Linked DNA regions of Homo sapiens: region 2 is linked to region 1. Evidence: chromatin loops called from intact Hi-C (ENCODE). Cell type or tissue: endothelial cell of umbilical vein. All regions are shown on one strand.

Region 1 (2,500 bases):
GGCAGCAGCTGTCAATACTCTTTGAGTTTCCCCTCCCTGCCTCTACCACAGGGTGCCCACCTGCTCTCTGTGGGGGGTTGTGGCTGAGACAGCAGTACCTGTCACACCGGTGGCCCCAGCAACCCAAGCCCTGGTCCCTGTTCCCTTCAGGGCTGACTGGCTTCCGCAGGGACTCACTTCACCGAACCTGTCATCTTTTTCGGCTCCGTCTCAGTGGCTACTGTATTGTACCCCCCAGCTGCTGACTTACACACTACCTGGTGGGGAGAAAGGCAACAGAACCGGCCTGAGCAGTGGGTTTTGCCAACTGAAATTTCACATGAGCTGGGTACCTGGGCACGAAGATGGAGTTGTGCAGGAAATTCTCAAAGACTTTGCGGTATTCAGCCTCCTCCTTCTCGGCCTGCTTCTCGGCTTCAGTTTTGGGGCAGGCGCAGCAAGGCCCTTTCTCCCCACCACACACCTCAGTCTTGGGGTTCTCTGTGACCTCCTCAATGTCGATGGTGCCGTCGGCATACTTCCTGATGGGGATTTTGTCTTCTCGGAAAAGAAAAGCCAAAACAAGAGTGGGAATGAAAGCCGTTATACATGCTTGTAAGGAAAAATAATAGCTCTCAGTACCTTTAATCAAGAAGATAGCTGGTCTCGGCCAGATGTGGTGGCTCAAGGCTATAATCCCAGCACTTTGGGAGGCCGAGGCGGGCAAATCACCTGAGGTTAGGAGTTTCAGACCAGCCTGGGCAACATGGTGAAACCCCGTCTCTACTAAAAATACAAAAATTAGCTGGGCATGGTGGTGCATGCCTGTAATCCCAGCTACTCGGAATGCTGGGGAATGAGAAATGCTTGAACCTGGGAGGCAGAAATTGCAGTGAGCCATGATCGTGCCACTGCACTCCAGCCTGGGCAACAGAGTGAGACTCTGTCTCAAAAAAAAAAAAAAAAAACCAGAAGATAGCTGGTTTCCAATGGAGAACTACACTGTTGTCTGATACGTGTAATATTAGGGCTCAGGCACATTACAACCACAGGAATGAACGGTCACACCCTCCGTCCAGGCCGCTGCTGCACCCTTACCTTTGGAGCAGTAATTGTGCCGGTAAAGGTAGCCGTCCTGAGGCTGCCGCTGCCAGCGCACAATGTAGTAACTCAGGTTGCCGTTGGGCAGAGAGGGAGGGTTCCACTTCACGATTAACTGAGAAGAGGAGTTCGATGCTGAAAGAACGTCCAAGGGAATGGAAGGAACTGGAGAGGGGAACAAAGAACATTCTAGAAAATGAAATGAACTTAAGAGTCAGGCTATCAGATACTCTGGCAAGCCAACAGGAAACTGCCAGTTTGACCTGGATAAGAAAATAACAATGAACAATGAAATACAAAGTGAAAAGTGAACCTTATTTTGAAATAGTACTACTATAAATGCCAACATTTCCCTTTATAATCTATTTCCTCCGGTAATCTCTGTGAAAACAAACATTACTGAGTTGTAAATGGAAAAAGGCTGCGGGGGCACAAGCAGGGTTAGAAGAGACAATGTGAAAATCTACAGCTAATTCAAACACCTGGTATTTCTCATTTATTACAACTGCCATTCTCCACAGTGCTGCACTCCGGCAATTTCGACAACTGGTAAAACAGGCTGACTTGGATTTCATCTGAGATTTTGAATCTCTGATAAAAATGTCATGAAGCCAAATGGAAAGAGGAAGTGGAAAGGGGCCTGGAGAGTCTGTGTGTGTGAAGGAGTGTGCATGCCCATGTCACAGCTGTGTGTAAGAGGGATGGGGGAGAGGCAATGCAAAGAACACGGAAGTCCACCATTTCCACAGGCATCCTTCAGTACAATGACTGAGGCATGACTCTGAAAAGCAGTTTAGAACTGCAAACGCATGGAAGCCTCATTTTGAGCAAAGGACTCTGTCACCAGCAGAATGAATGCCGATTATAGGCAAAGCATAGTTATCTGATCAAGCTTTACTTATGCTGACCCCTGAACTGAAACCCAGAGCTGAAGTGTGCATAAAGATCAAATGCATCCCAGAACCACTGAAATCTTGTCCTTATTGGGTCACAAAAAAGCATCAATGTTGATGGTTTTTCAAAGCACAGGAGACACCTTCACTGGATATCACTTAAGCAATATGTTTGCCTAAGCCATTTTTAAAACTTGAAAAGGGCGGACAGCTTGAGGGTGCTCCAGGTTATACGATACACACAAGGTTCTGAACATCTTTAAGGGATGATACTTTGGAAAAAGGTTATGACTAATACTGGCGTTTTCAGAGAAAACACAACCACTTGATGCTCAGCCACTTTAGGGTTTCCAAAAATAAGTACTTCAAAAACAAACAGCTCATTCCTAGATACATTCTTACGATAGGTGTCACCAAACAGCAGAGGCAGAGGACCAAGTTCTCGTCTGTCTCCGCTGCGTGTAAGGACAGAGGACAAAACGTAGTGAACTGACTCATTGGTACAGTGCCTGGTTTCCATCTTTGTG
Region 2 (2,500 bases), 190 kb after region 1:
TCTTTTTAAATTAAGCCCTGAAGAATCAGAGTACATATAATGCTCTACACCTTTTTCCACTTAATTTATCTCAGAACAAAGATCTAACCTTTCAAAGAACAGCTGTTGTAGTGAGAATTCCACTCTTTGGAAATGTATAAATCAGACACAAATTCAAAATGCAGTATTTTTTGTGTCAGCCTTGTAATCCTTTAACAGTGAGTCCTATGGGAATTTAAAAATTATGATAGTATCAGCTAATATTTCATTGAGGCATTGTGCCATGTCTGGCCCTGGACTAACCCCTTTTCTTTACCTCTCACAACGACCTTAGAAGGAAGCTGAGTGTCCACAGTCGTGTAGCTGAGAGGCCTTAGGAAGGTAAATTCTCTTCACCAATGTGCAGAGCCAAGAGGTAGCACAGCCAAGATTTTAAGCCAGATCTGTCTGATTCTACTACCACCTACTACAAAGAGCTTTCTTGTCATAGGATAAAGGTGCTGGCTTCTCCACCAGAGGAAAGGAAGCCACTTAAAAACTTACAGAGAGGGTGATCACCAAAGGCCACCAGCTGGCCTCGGGAGAGTGCAGAATGCACTCCCAGAGCTAGGATGAAGAAGCGATGGGGGCCTGACCCCGCCCAGGCGGCCCTGGGCATCAGCATAGGCACCTCACTGGGTTCACAATGGCTCAGAACATGCTCACCTGCTTGAGCTCAGCCTCTTGAACGTCTGCTGCTAATAGCCGCTCTTCAAGCAAAGCACATGTCATGAGACCTATTCAAATACAACTGAGTGGGACCCTGAAACTGGGGCTGGCAATGGTGGGAGCACTAAGTCAGGCCCTCTTGCTGGGAGGTGATGTGAAGAGGGCCACTTCTCATCCCTGCTCTGCTGTCCCCTTAACCGGGGTCTTGAGCAGTGGAGGAGGAGCTCAGGCCCCTCCAGTCAAAGACAGTCCAGGCTGAGTCTAGACAACCCGACCATTCTCATCCCCACCCAGCCCGGCCAGCCTTTCACAGACAGGCACCGGGATCTGTGATGGCCAGCGGCAACAACAGGCGTGATTTCTCCTAGGACACATCACTTTTCACCAAGAAGCCCATCTTGAATAGCTGGGGGTGTGTTTACAGATCCAGGAAAGCTCAGAGCAAAAATACTTAGTTAAAAAGCAAGTTAAAAAATGCATCTTCAGGGCAACCCGCTTGGGTCCCTTTCCATGCTGTGGAAGCTTTGTTCTTTCACTCTTCACAATAAATCTTGCTGCTGCTCGCTTAAAAAAAAAAAAAAAAAAAAAACAATGCATCTTCAGTGAGTACAGTGGCTACCTCGTGTTCCTTTTTTATTTGATGGGAAATAAAGGGGAAGAGAGATTTACTTTGAGTCGGCAGGCCAGATCTGCAACAGGGACTGGAGAACTTTCCAGGCCCAGCAGCCCCGGCCTGGCCCGCATTCCTTCGGGGTGACAGCGCACCAGGGCCGGCCGGCGGTTTCCCCAGTCCTTCTGCCGCCGCCACACAGTGACTAAGCCCACAGGAATCCCAGCGGGTGCTGGACCCACCCGGAGGACAAGCAGGCCGAGAGGAAAGCCTGTGACTGCCCCGACCAGCAGAAGAAGACCTGCTCTCTGCCCTCCAGCCCCTGGGTATAATGCAGGAGAAGCTGGGGAGGCTGTCCAAGGCAGGAGCAGCCCCACCTGAGCTCAGGTGACAGCCCATCTCACTTGCAAGGCCTTGCAGAGACACCCAAGCCCCATACTCAGGACTGACTTTGCTGAGGAATCAGAGAGCAGAGTTTCAGGGTGCACCTTTATCTCCCTGAGAAAGACTCCCAGTAAAAGTCGGTTGTTTGCCCAAAGGAGGCAGAATTAAACTACGGGCAGGCAACCACAAGTTTGCTTTGACAAATAAAACAAGAAAAAAAAAATGTAAACCTACACTGGCCCAATCACTTTCCAAGAGCCTAATTCATGGTAAAACCAGCAGTCCAAGATCTGATTTTGATAAATCACTTCCTGACTCTTCATATATTTTACTCTCTGTACGACTGTTATTTTTATTTTGCAAAAGAATTAAAAGTTTACTGGAAACCACATACCTTTCTTCCTTTACGACAACCTGTCATTCATCACAGCTAAAACATCCACCCATTAAATGATATTTTTACAAGATTAAAGAATGGTTTTAAAAAGAAAGAAATCTCCTTAGTTAAAAATGAACCAAACAAAGGTACCTAATCACTGATCAGCATCAAAGTTTTGTTCCACACATGAAAATAATTCATCAGGCCAGGTGTGGCGGCTCACACCTAGAATCCCAGCACTTTGGGAGGCCAAGGTGGGTGGATCACCTGAGGTCAGGAGTTCGAGACCTGCCTGGCCAACATGGTGAAACCCCATCTCTACTAAAAATACAAAAAATTAGCCGGGCATGGTGACAGATGCCTGTAATCCCAGCTACTCAGGAGGCTGAGGCAGGAGAATTGCCTGAACCCGGGAGGCGGAAGTTGCAGTGAGCCAAGAT

The links. Peaks named below come from ENCODE experiments on the same cell type or tissue, not always from the same donor. Only the 100,000 strongest peaks of a DNase experiment are listed, where the experiment ranks them.
Region 2: a loop joins it to region 1, with 4 times the contacts of the local background. A loop is called at or near these places in 3 of 110 quality-filtered maps.

What each region holds. Positions count from the first base shown.
Region 1 is chr15:98,914,709-98,917,208 of GRCh38, reverse strand. It overlaps IGF1R (insulin like growth factor 1 receptor), which reads right to left. Exons shown (of 21, transcript NM_000875.5): 9 at 1,078-1,245; 10 at 333-537. Among named protein-coding and RNA genes, the nearest start is that of PGPEP1L, 92 kb to the left of the region's middle. RefSeq lists an enhancer at 1,824-1,893. In endothelial cell of umbilical vein, no CTCF peak of the experiment used is centred here; DNase peaks (open chromatin) are centred at 1,538 and 2,408; H3K27ac peaks cover 2,000 bases.
Region 2 is chr15:98,726,784-98,729,283 of GRCh38, reverse strand. All of the region lies in intron 2 of IGF1R (insulin like growth factor 1 receptor), which reads right to left. Among named protein-coding and RNA genes, the nearest start is that of MIR4714, 56 kb to the left of the region's middle. In endothelial cell of umbilical vein, no CTCF peak of the experiment used is centred here; a DNase peak (open chromatin) is centred at 1,463; H3K27ac peaks cover 2,450 bases.